Linked DNA regions of Homo sapiens: region 2 is linked to region 1. A link is a contact called in ENCODE Hi-C or POLR2A ChIA-PET data. All regions are on one chromosome and are shown on one strand. Each heading gives the region's core, a stretch centred on a gene start or an enhancer-like site at or near the end of the contact. The rest is flanking DNA. Distances are from core to core; before and after follow the strand shown. Region 1 overlaps CHD9 (chromodomain helicase DNA binding protein 9). Region 2 holds the start of CFAP20 (cilia and flagella associated protein 20).

Region 1 (4,594 bases), core at 378-2,877:
ACAGGAGATTCAGTAAATTCCCATGGAACATACTAGGGAGAACTGCAATAGAGCAGGGACAACAAGTGGACCGTAGCTGAATGCTACGCTATGGGTGAGTTTTAGCCACATAATATTATGAGAAAAAAGTATACCCAAGAAAGCTGCATATAGCAGGATATTCTTTTTTGTTTTAATTTTAATTTTTTTTTTTAGAGACAGGGTCTTGCTCTGTTGCCCAAGTTGGAGTGCAGTGGCACTATCATGGCTCACTGCAGCCTCAATCTCCTGGGCTCAAGCAATCCTCCTGCCTCAGCCTCCCAAGTAGCTGGGACTACAGGCACACACCACCACGCCCAGCTACATTTTAAAAATTTTTTTGTAGAGACAGGGTCTTGCTGTGTTGCCCAGGCTGGTCTTGAACTCCTGGCTTCAAGTGATCCTCCTGCCTCCCCCTCCCAAAGTGCTGATATTATAGGTATGAACCACTGCGCCTAGCCAGGATATTCCTTTACACAAGAAAAAACAACAAATCTAAACAATATGGCTTTTAGAAAAATATTTGAAAAAGCATTAGTTTTTAGAGGAGCAAAGGAATGATGAACTCAATATTCAGAATAGGGTGGGGAAGGCAAAGTAATAGGAAGGGAGGACACAGGGGAAGAACGTGCAGTGGAGTGACTGTATTATAAGGAAATACACAAACAGATAAATAACAAATTACCAGATGCAGGTTGCACAAGGTCCAACTGAAGATGAAAGAATGTCATGAGTCAAATATTGTGAATAACCCTAAGCACTTAAATTCAGTAAAAAGGAAAACAAGGCCGGGCGCGGTGGCTCACGCCTGTAATCCCAGCACTTTGGGAGACTGAGGCGGGCAGATCACCTGAGGTCAGGAGTTCAAAACCAACCTGACCAACGTGGCGAAACCCTGTATCTACTAAAAATACAAAATTAGTGGGGTGTGGTGGTGCATGCCTGTAATTCCAGCTACTCAGGAGGCTGGGGGAGGAGAATCACTTGAACCCGGGAGGCAGAGGTTTCAGTGAGCCAAGATCACACCATTGCACTCCAGCCTGGGCGACAGAGGAAGACTCCATCTCAAAAAAAAAAAAAAAAGAAAAAGTAAACAAAAGCCTGCTCTTGGGACTGGTATGAAGTACCCATAAGGAAGGGTGTTGAGAGACGGGAAATAAAGCAGGGTGTGTGTGTGTTTCCAGGAGGATTAGGCAGAGGTGACACTATCAGTTATGCACTGCTGTTGCAGGTTCAGAATTGTCACCTGGGGTCACCGGGTACGGGTGAGTTTTCACTGTGACGGGGCTGGGAAACACCCCGGCCCAGCCATGTTCAGTCACTGGTCTCTCTGTGCGGTGGCTGGCCCTTGGTGTCCTCTCCCTGGGTCTTTGCCAGGCCTGCCCCTGCCACCTGCCCCGGTACAGACTTCCAGTTCCTGTGTTCTCAGACAGGATCAGCCCTGCCCCGCCCAGCCCAGACTAGGCGGATGCTGGGTGTATATAGGAAATCTTGCACAGCAGGAGTTCCAGGCACACTACCAGAAACCATGCAGTTTGGTCACCAAGCCCATAGGCCTAGACACCTTCTCTCCTGCTCTGCGGGGAACCCAAGGGGAAGTGCTCTCAGACAGCTGAGCTGCCACAGCAGAGCTGCCTGCTGTCACAGCCAGGCCCCACTGGCCATGTGCTGAAGCAAGCACTTTTTCCTTAAGATAAAGTCTCCTCCAGGCCCCCAAGGCTGACACCGGGCAGAGGCACACATTGTTAGGCCCAGTCATTGACAGACTTCATGGACAGAACTAACTGGGACACTCGCAATCGAACCAAAGCCAGTCCCTGGTTCTCTTTTGTGCTTCTGCTGGTGGGTCAGAGCTCTCAAGGCTCTGAGAGCTGCTTCCATGCCCCTCACCCCAAAACAATCATCAGTGTCCATCATGAGAGAGCACAGAAACGAGCCAGGAGGACCCTAGATCAAGTTGTACCTGGCCACTTTCTAGCTATCTCTGTTAGCTTAATTCTCTAAGCCTCAGCTTTCTATCTGTACAATGCGGACAATCATACCGCCTTTGCCTGATTGAAAGGCATTAGTGAGAACAACATGACACAATGGGGAAGAAAGTGCTTATCAAACAGAAAGGTGTGGTACATTTGTACTAGAATGTAAGCCCCTAGAAGGCAGGAACCTTGTATGACTCCTTCACTGCCCTACTCTCAGGGTCAAGGACAATGCCTGGCACATAGCAGGTGCTCAATAAATAGTTCTTGAATGAGCGAATTGGGTTATGACAGATTAGAGTAAAAATAATGATGATGATGATAATCCCTAACATTAATTGCATCTTGGCTATGTGCCACGCATAGTGCTTAGGGCTGTAATAGATAATCCCATCTAAGCTTTACAACAACCCAATAAATGGGGGTACTATTGTTATTCACATTCTGCAGATGAGTTAATGCGATTCAGAGAAGTCAGTGATTTTCCTAAGGCCACATAGCTAGCTGAATAGGTTGTGACCAAAGTGATATGAATTTGCAGATTCAGAGAGGCTCACCACCTAAAAATGGAACATAGGGGTGGCCCTAGTGCCTGAGAGGCAATGATGAGAGTCACTGAATTTTGATATCTTTCTCACTCTTCAAGAATCCAATATTAAAGTGCAGATGCAGCAGGGCATAATGGCTCATGCCTGTAATCCCAACACTTTGGGAGGCAAAGGCAGGAGGATGGCTTGCGCTCAGGAGTTTGAGACCAGCCCTGGCGACATAGTGAGACCCCATTTTTACAAAGAATGCAAAAATTAGCTGGGTGTGGTGGTGCACGCCTGTAGTCCCAGCTATTCGAGAGGCTGAAATGGGAGGATCACTTAAGGTTGAGAGATTGAGGCTGCAGGGAGCCTTGGTCACACCACTGCACTCCAGCCTGGATGACAAAGTGAGATCCTTTCTCTAAATAAATAAATAAATAAATAAATAATAATAAAGGTGCAGGTGCCTCTGGAAAAGTCAAATCTAAATTTCCAATGAGGAAATAATCTAGTTTATCTGTTTGCTTCCTAAGTGTGGAGAGTGGGGTTCTTTTGCAGGGATGGGATTTAGGGTGGGTAGGGGTTACACGTAACAGACACAGAGTTTGCTAGGGAGGGAGCTGAGAAGGCACTTAAGATGAATGTTGACTGTTTTTACTGAGAACTGGCCTAGGACTTCAGGAGGGCAAAAGGGTGTTTGGGCTCCCAAATCACCTTCATGGGACATCTGTCACCCAGCAGCCCAAGGGCCCTGGAAGGTAAAGAGCTGAGTGACAACAGTTGTTTGTCTCCGAGAGAGGTAGCAGTACAGAGACATTATCAAAGGGGGTTTTCTTTTATGTTTGCATATTTTATGATAAGCATGTATTTGCATATCACCTATGGAGTTAAAAGTATATTTAAATAAATGAAAAACTAGAAATGGGTGGAAGAAGGTTGAGAAAAGTCATGGGTTGGATTCTCCAAAGCAACACAGCTTCCAAGACCGTACAGCCTGCGCCAGGCTGCAGCTCTCCAGGGCTTGGCTGATTTACTGGAGATGAACTGCAGCCCCCAGCCTTCCCAGGGTATGACAGCCAATGAGCCTGATCCACAGCTGGGGGGGAAGTATTTGCCTTTGCAGTTGGCAGCATCTCCCTGCCTCCAAGCCTTCCTCATGAGAGACTCATTATGCAGTTTGGTCACATGCCCTATGCATTTTAATGAATGAGTCAGGGGACAGACTCAATTTGAAAGAGGAATCGCTGCTCTCGGCTGGGTGAAGGGCTCTCAAGGGATGCTCTTGCAGCTTGGATATTACAAGAAAAGGAAAGGAGGAAGCTCTTTCCATTTAGCAAGAAGGAAAGGAGGTCTGAAGAGGAAGGTCAAAAGGAAGGAAGGAGAGAAGGAAGGGAGGGAGGGAGGAAGGAGAGAGGGAAAATGGAAGGGACAGAAATAACTGCCTGGAGTTCAGAAAACAGTCCTTGAACAGATGCTGCCCACCAGGCACTCGTTTGCTCCTTTATCCTCCACTTATTTATTCCAAACATTTAGTGCTGTGTAAGTGCCAGGACCACACTAGGCATGGGAGTTATAAGACAAATGAGACAGAGTCCTTGTCCAAAAGGAGTTTGCAGGAAACCAAACCAGTTTGGTCATGTCAGAGTAACTACGGCAGGGGTCTAATTTGGGAGGTGGGATGAGCAAAAGGAGACGGCGTTCGCCTCCTCCCTGTGAGTACACCCATGGGAAGGCAGGGGATCCCTGGCTCCAGGGCCACCATTTCTTAAGCACTTCCCACCTGCCAGATGTAGGGGTGAGGACATCACAGTTAGTATCTCCCTGAATCCTCACAATCATCCCAGGAGGCAGATCCTGTTACTGTCACATTTTTTACAGATGAGGAAACTGAAGCAGAGAGAGCAGCTTGCCCAAGGTCACCCGGGGATTTGAACTCAGTTCTGTCTGACTCCAGCGTTCTTGGCAGCTCAGTTCTATGCTGTCAGCCAACCACTGGATGGGGAATGCTGGAGAAGGCCTTTCCCTTCCCAGGCTTCCTTCCAAGAACACTCTGAACCCCCAGGAGGAAGG
Region 2 (4,415 bases), core at 580-3,079, 5.0 Mb before region 1:
GTTAATACATGCTAAGGTGTTAATATATAGTGCCTGACACATAGTAAATGTTCAACTTACTGCTATAATGGACAAAAACTGCTAATAATGATGATATTAGCTACAGACTCCTTTTCTATCAGCCATACCACCCAGCACAGGCCTAGGCAAAAAATACAATATTTAGGTAGATGCTCAGTGACTATGTCAACATTTGAGATTTCCCTTTACACTCAAAATGTAGCTTACTTTATGTTTTCTAAAATATTCTAGGTATTAATTAATTTATTAATTTATTTATTTTGAGACGGAGTCTCACTGTCACCCAGGCTGGAGTGCAGTGGCGTGATCTCAGCTCACTGCCAGCTCTGCCTCATGGGTTCACGCCATTCTCCTGCCTCAGCCTCCCGAGTAGCTAGGACTACAGGTGCCCGCCACCACGCCCGGCTAATTTTTTGTATTTTTAGTAGAGACGGGGTTTCACCGTGTTAGCCAGAATGGTCTCGATCTCTTGACCTCGTGATCCACCTGCCTCAGCCTCCCAAAGTGCTGGGATTGCAGGCGTGAGCCACCGCGCCCAGCCGTATTAATTTTTATTTTTATTTTTCAGAGACTGTGTTGCCCAGGCTGGAGTGTAGACCAGCCTGAGTTTGAGACCAGCCTGAGCAACACAGTGCAACCCTGTCTCTACAAAAACAAAAAATTAACGCAGGCATGGTGGCCCACGCTTGTAGTCAGCTACTCTGGAGACTGGGTGGAAGGATAGGCTGAGCAGGGGAGGTCGAGGCTGCAGTGAGCCATGATCGCGCCACTGCACTCCAGCCTAGGTGACAGAGCGAGATCCTGTCTCAAAAATAAATAAACAAATAAATAATAAAATAAAAATCAGCTGTTGGTTCAACTCAACTTTCTTAATTTTGTTTATGAATGTCTGCCTTTATCTTAATGTTCAGGATTATTTATTTATTTGAGACCGGGTTTCGCTCTGTCGCCCAGGCTGGAGTGCAGTGGCGTGGTCTCGGCTCACTGCAGTCTCCTCCTCCCGGGCTCAAGGGATCATCCCACCTCAGCCCCCCAAGTAGCTGGGATTACAGGCGCGCGCCACCACGCCCGGCTGATTTTTGTATTTTTTTGTAGAGGAAGGGTCTCGCTTTTTTGCCCAGGCTGGTCTTGAACTCCTGGACTCAAGCGATCCGCCTGCCTCGGCCTCCCAAGGTGCTGGGATTTCGGCCGTGAGCCACCGCGCCCGGCCTAATCATGTTCGGGCTTTCTTATTTTCTAATCAATGTATTTAAGGCGATACATTTTCCTCAGAGTGTCGCTTTGACTGCATGCCACAATGTGAATAATGACAGGCAGGGATGTATATTAGGCGCTTATCACAGTTAGTGCTGAATATTGGTTAGTTCCCTTTAACCTTATCCTGTACTTGGCCGACAAGCATGTGTTGGGCGTCCGCCCGACGCCAAGAAGCTCTTTTTCAAAGCCGCTTTCCCTGCGCAGCCCCTGTTCTCCCGCGCGGGCAACTACTCCCGGCCTGGCCGTCACGCCCCCTCACGTCACTCACCGCCCCGCCACGTTCTCATGACACCACGCAGGTGCCAGCAACGAACTCCAGAACCCTCCGTGCCCTTCCGCTTTTCCAAAGGCATCTCTGGGACGACGGCAAGAAAAATAGTTCCTTGACAACTGAGCTCTTTTCAGGAGGAGGCGGGACCAGGCGGGACTTACAGGCGGAACGAAACGGAAGTCCGTGGTCCTTGTAACGGGATTGGGCCCCGCGCTCCCGGGGGGCGGGCTCAGATGGGCGGAGGGATTCATTTTAAGCAACGGGCGGCCCTCCGCCTCCATTGAAGGCGGGGAAATACCGCGGCGCGGACGGTAGTTGCTGTGGTTTCCGTTCTGAGCTCGCAGCTTAGGAGCTGAAGATCGCGGACTTAGCGTTGCCGCGTCCGAGTCCGGCCATCAGTGGCTGCAGATCCGGAGGCCAGGAGCTCAACCACCCTTCTTCGGAACAGGGCCGGCCTGCTGCTGTGCCCTCGACGCTCGGTGCCTGTATCTACTCCGGGGCCTAGGTCGGCTCCGGGGGCGGCTTAGGAGAAGGCCGCCGGCGAGATGTTCAAAAACACGTTCCAGAGCGGCTTCCTCTCCATCCTCTACAGCATCGGCAGCAAGCCTCTGCAAATCTGGGACAAAAAGGTCGGGCTAGGGGCGGCGACGGGGCGGGGTGGAGGGGCTGCACCCCCTCCTCGTCCGGGGGCTGGGGACGGGGAATGGTTGTGTCGAATTGGGGCCTGGGAGAGGCCGAGAGGACGCTGCTGTGCCTTGTCCCCAGCCTGGCGGGACTGGGGCGCGAGGTGGGGGCGTCGTGTAAGCAGCGGAGGAGGTGGGGGGGGGGCGGTGCATGTGGGTGGGCGTGGCTGAGATCTAAGTGTCCTGCAGCTGTGGTGTGGTTAGGACCGCGACCCTCGCTGCTGTCTTGACTTGGTCGGTCAGTCCATTCTTTTGAGCCACTGTTTCCCCACCAATATAATGGGGTTGATGGTGCCCATCTCGTAGCATGAAATGCACGAACTTATTTGAAGGAGCTTTGGGGATGTAAAGATGAAAGGACCTGCTATTCACGAATTCCAAATATTTACTGATATCCGTTTTTGTGCCAGGCACGGTGCTGGGCACTAGACACAGAGCCTTTGTTCAGGCACCCTTACAGAGGAGCAGACAGAAAGACTCCGGCCAAGCCAGTGATGTTTAAATTGCATTCATTTGCTCCCTTCCTCCCACTGATCCCAAATAAGTCAGAATTCAGTGGCCCTTGGCACCTGCTCCACACTCACTGTGACTTGCCTGTACTATGCCCTCGGTGCCTGATTTCTCCATCAGGAAAACTGCAGAATGCTGACAGTCAAAGTCTTGTTTGGATTAATAAACTCAGAGCCAAGTACAGGCCTCATCTTTATTCAGGCATCCACTAGATGATATGTGTTTGGCCCCACGAGATGATGAATCTGTTTTTTGCAGATGTGAAGAAAGATCTAGCTGTCTATGAATTGGTCTGCATTTTATTACTTTGGTATTTCGTTCTTCATGCAAATTCCCAGGCAATCAGCTGTACTATTTCTTGAATATAAGTTACGGGAGGCACTCCAATGTGAAATTTAAGTCATATTCTTAGTACTGCTCTCTGGGAGAATGGCGAGTGTGGGTATGCCGAATGCTGCTTTTTAGAGAGATGCATGTGGAATAATCTCAGTAGGATTTATTGGTAATGAAGCCAAGAATTTTGAATTTTATCTTGGAACACGTCTCTGTATTCCCTTATCCACACATGAGAGCTCTTTATGAGGGCCACATAAAGTTGGGAGAGAACATGAGCAGCTTTCTGCCTGTCACCACTAGGGAACTCTGCGTTCTGAGGGCAGCTTTTAGGATGGTGTGTCCATAGTGTTACTTTCATAAGATAGTTGAAAAATCTGAATATAATGAAGTTGGGCCTTTGTGTATGTAAAATCTGCCCATCTCTTCTCTTTCAGATGATTCTATCCACAAGCTAGAGCTAGTGCCAGAGTACAGGAAAGCAGTTCCTTAACGTTGCTGCGTTACTGAGGTTTTTAGTTTCATGTATTTTTTCACAATGGAATAAAGCATTGTAAACTGTAAATTGCATCTGTACAAAGAGAGCCCAGGGTGCCTGGGAACTCCGTAAGGAGGTTGGCTTCCCAGCTGTCACTTGACTCAGTTATGGGCTGTCAGAAGGCATGAAGAGAGGGGGGCCCTCTGTGCCAGTGGAATTTGGAAACTGAATTGTAACAAAGTGTCAGTATAAGGCAATTGAAATCGAGAATGGGACTTGACCTAGGAGGAGAGGTTTTCAGAGCAGATAGAGAACTTACTAAAGCTGAAAGAATTCCAGTAGTAGGGAGGCCTCAGAATTTCTGTTACGAAACTTGTATCAGTTTTCCATTTTAACCCTTCTGGGCTTGATCTTGTGTGCTGTGTTTTATTTTTCAAATGAGGCTTTTTGAATAGTCAACATGTTTACCCAAGAATATAAAAGCATAGTAACCATGGTGCACTGTGTCCCTTAACAACGCCACTAGAGGTCGGATGGTACCCTAATGACATAAACACGTGTGAAAACATTGTTAAATCGATTGGCATGGTTACTTGGAGTAAATTAAACAGACATTTTGGCAAAACCTTTAGAACACTCATTTCAAGCAAAATCTTCACAACGGTAAAAGCTAATTTTGTGTTTCTAACTCTTCTTATTTAGACTCAATTGAAAAATATTTAGAATTGAGGATTTTTCCCCTCTTGGGGCAAGGGAAGGAAAGAGAAGAAAAAGGAAAGTTTGGGGCCGTATCCCTCAGCTTTGTCGTGTGTGCTTTTTCTCAGCTATGTCTGCATAAAGTGCTGGAAATTCAATCCAGTAG

Evidence for each region. A loop is a pair of places that touch in the nucleus more often than their neighbours do. ChIA-PET counts read pairs that join two places held with the same protein, here RNA polymerase II (POLR2A). Pooled maps may share reads with other maps.
Region 2: a loop to region 1 is called in a pooled map, with 7 times the contacts of the local background. The contact joins the promoter of CFAP20 here to the enhancer-like site in region 1. A Hi-C loop is called at or near these places in 1 of 37 single-sample maps with no recorded cell type and 2 of 50 pooled maps. POLR2A ChIA-PET finds 5 or more read pairs at or near these places in 1 of 52 experiments (T-cell).

The regions. Positions count from the first base shown.
Region 1 is chr16:53,091,149-53,095,742 of GRCh38, reverse strand. All of the region lies in intron 1 of CHD9 (chromodomain helicase DNA binding protein 9), which reads right to left. Among named protein-coding and RNA genes, the nearest start is that of CHD9, 38 kb to the right of the region's middle. RefSeq lists an enhancer at 3,719-4,404. Within about 2 kb of position 1,627, at least 32 of the 41 ENCODE cell types and tissues checked have a DNase peak (open chromatin) inside an H3K27ac peak, as active enhancers do.
Region 2 is chr16:58,126,795-58,131,209 of GRCh38, reverse strand. CFAP20 (cilia and flagella associated protein 20) reads left to right here and starts at 1,829. Exons shown (of 6, transcript NM_013242.3): 1 at 1,829-2,178. The coding sequence starts at 2,095. LOC101927556 (a long non-coding RNA gene) reads right to left here and starts at 2,326. Exons shown (of 4, transcript NR_188516.1): 1 at 1,547-2,326. RefSeq lists silencers at 805-1,042, 2,165-2,304, 4,099-4,168 and enhancers at 723-1,643, 1,935-2,104, 1,644-2,565.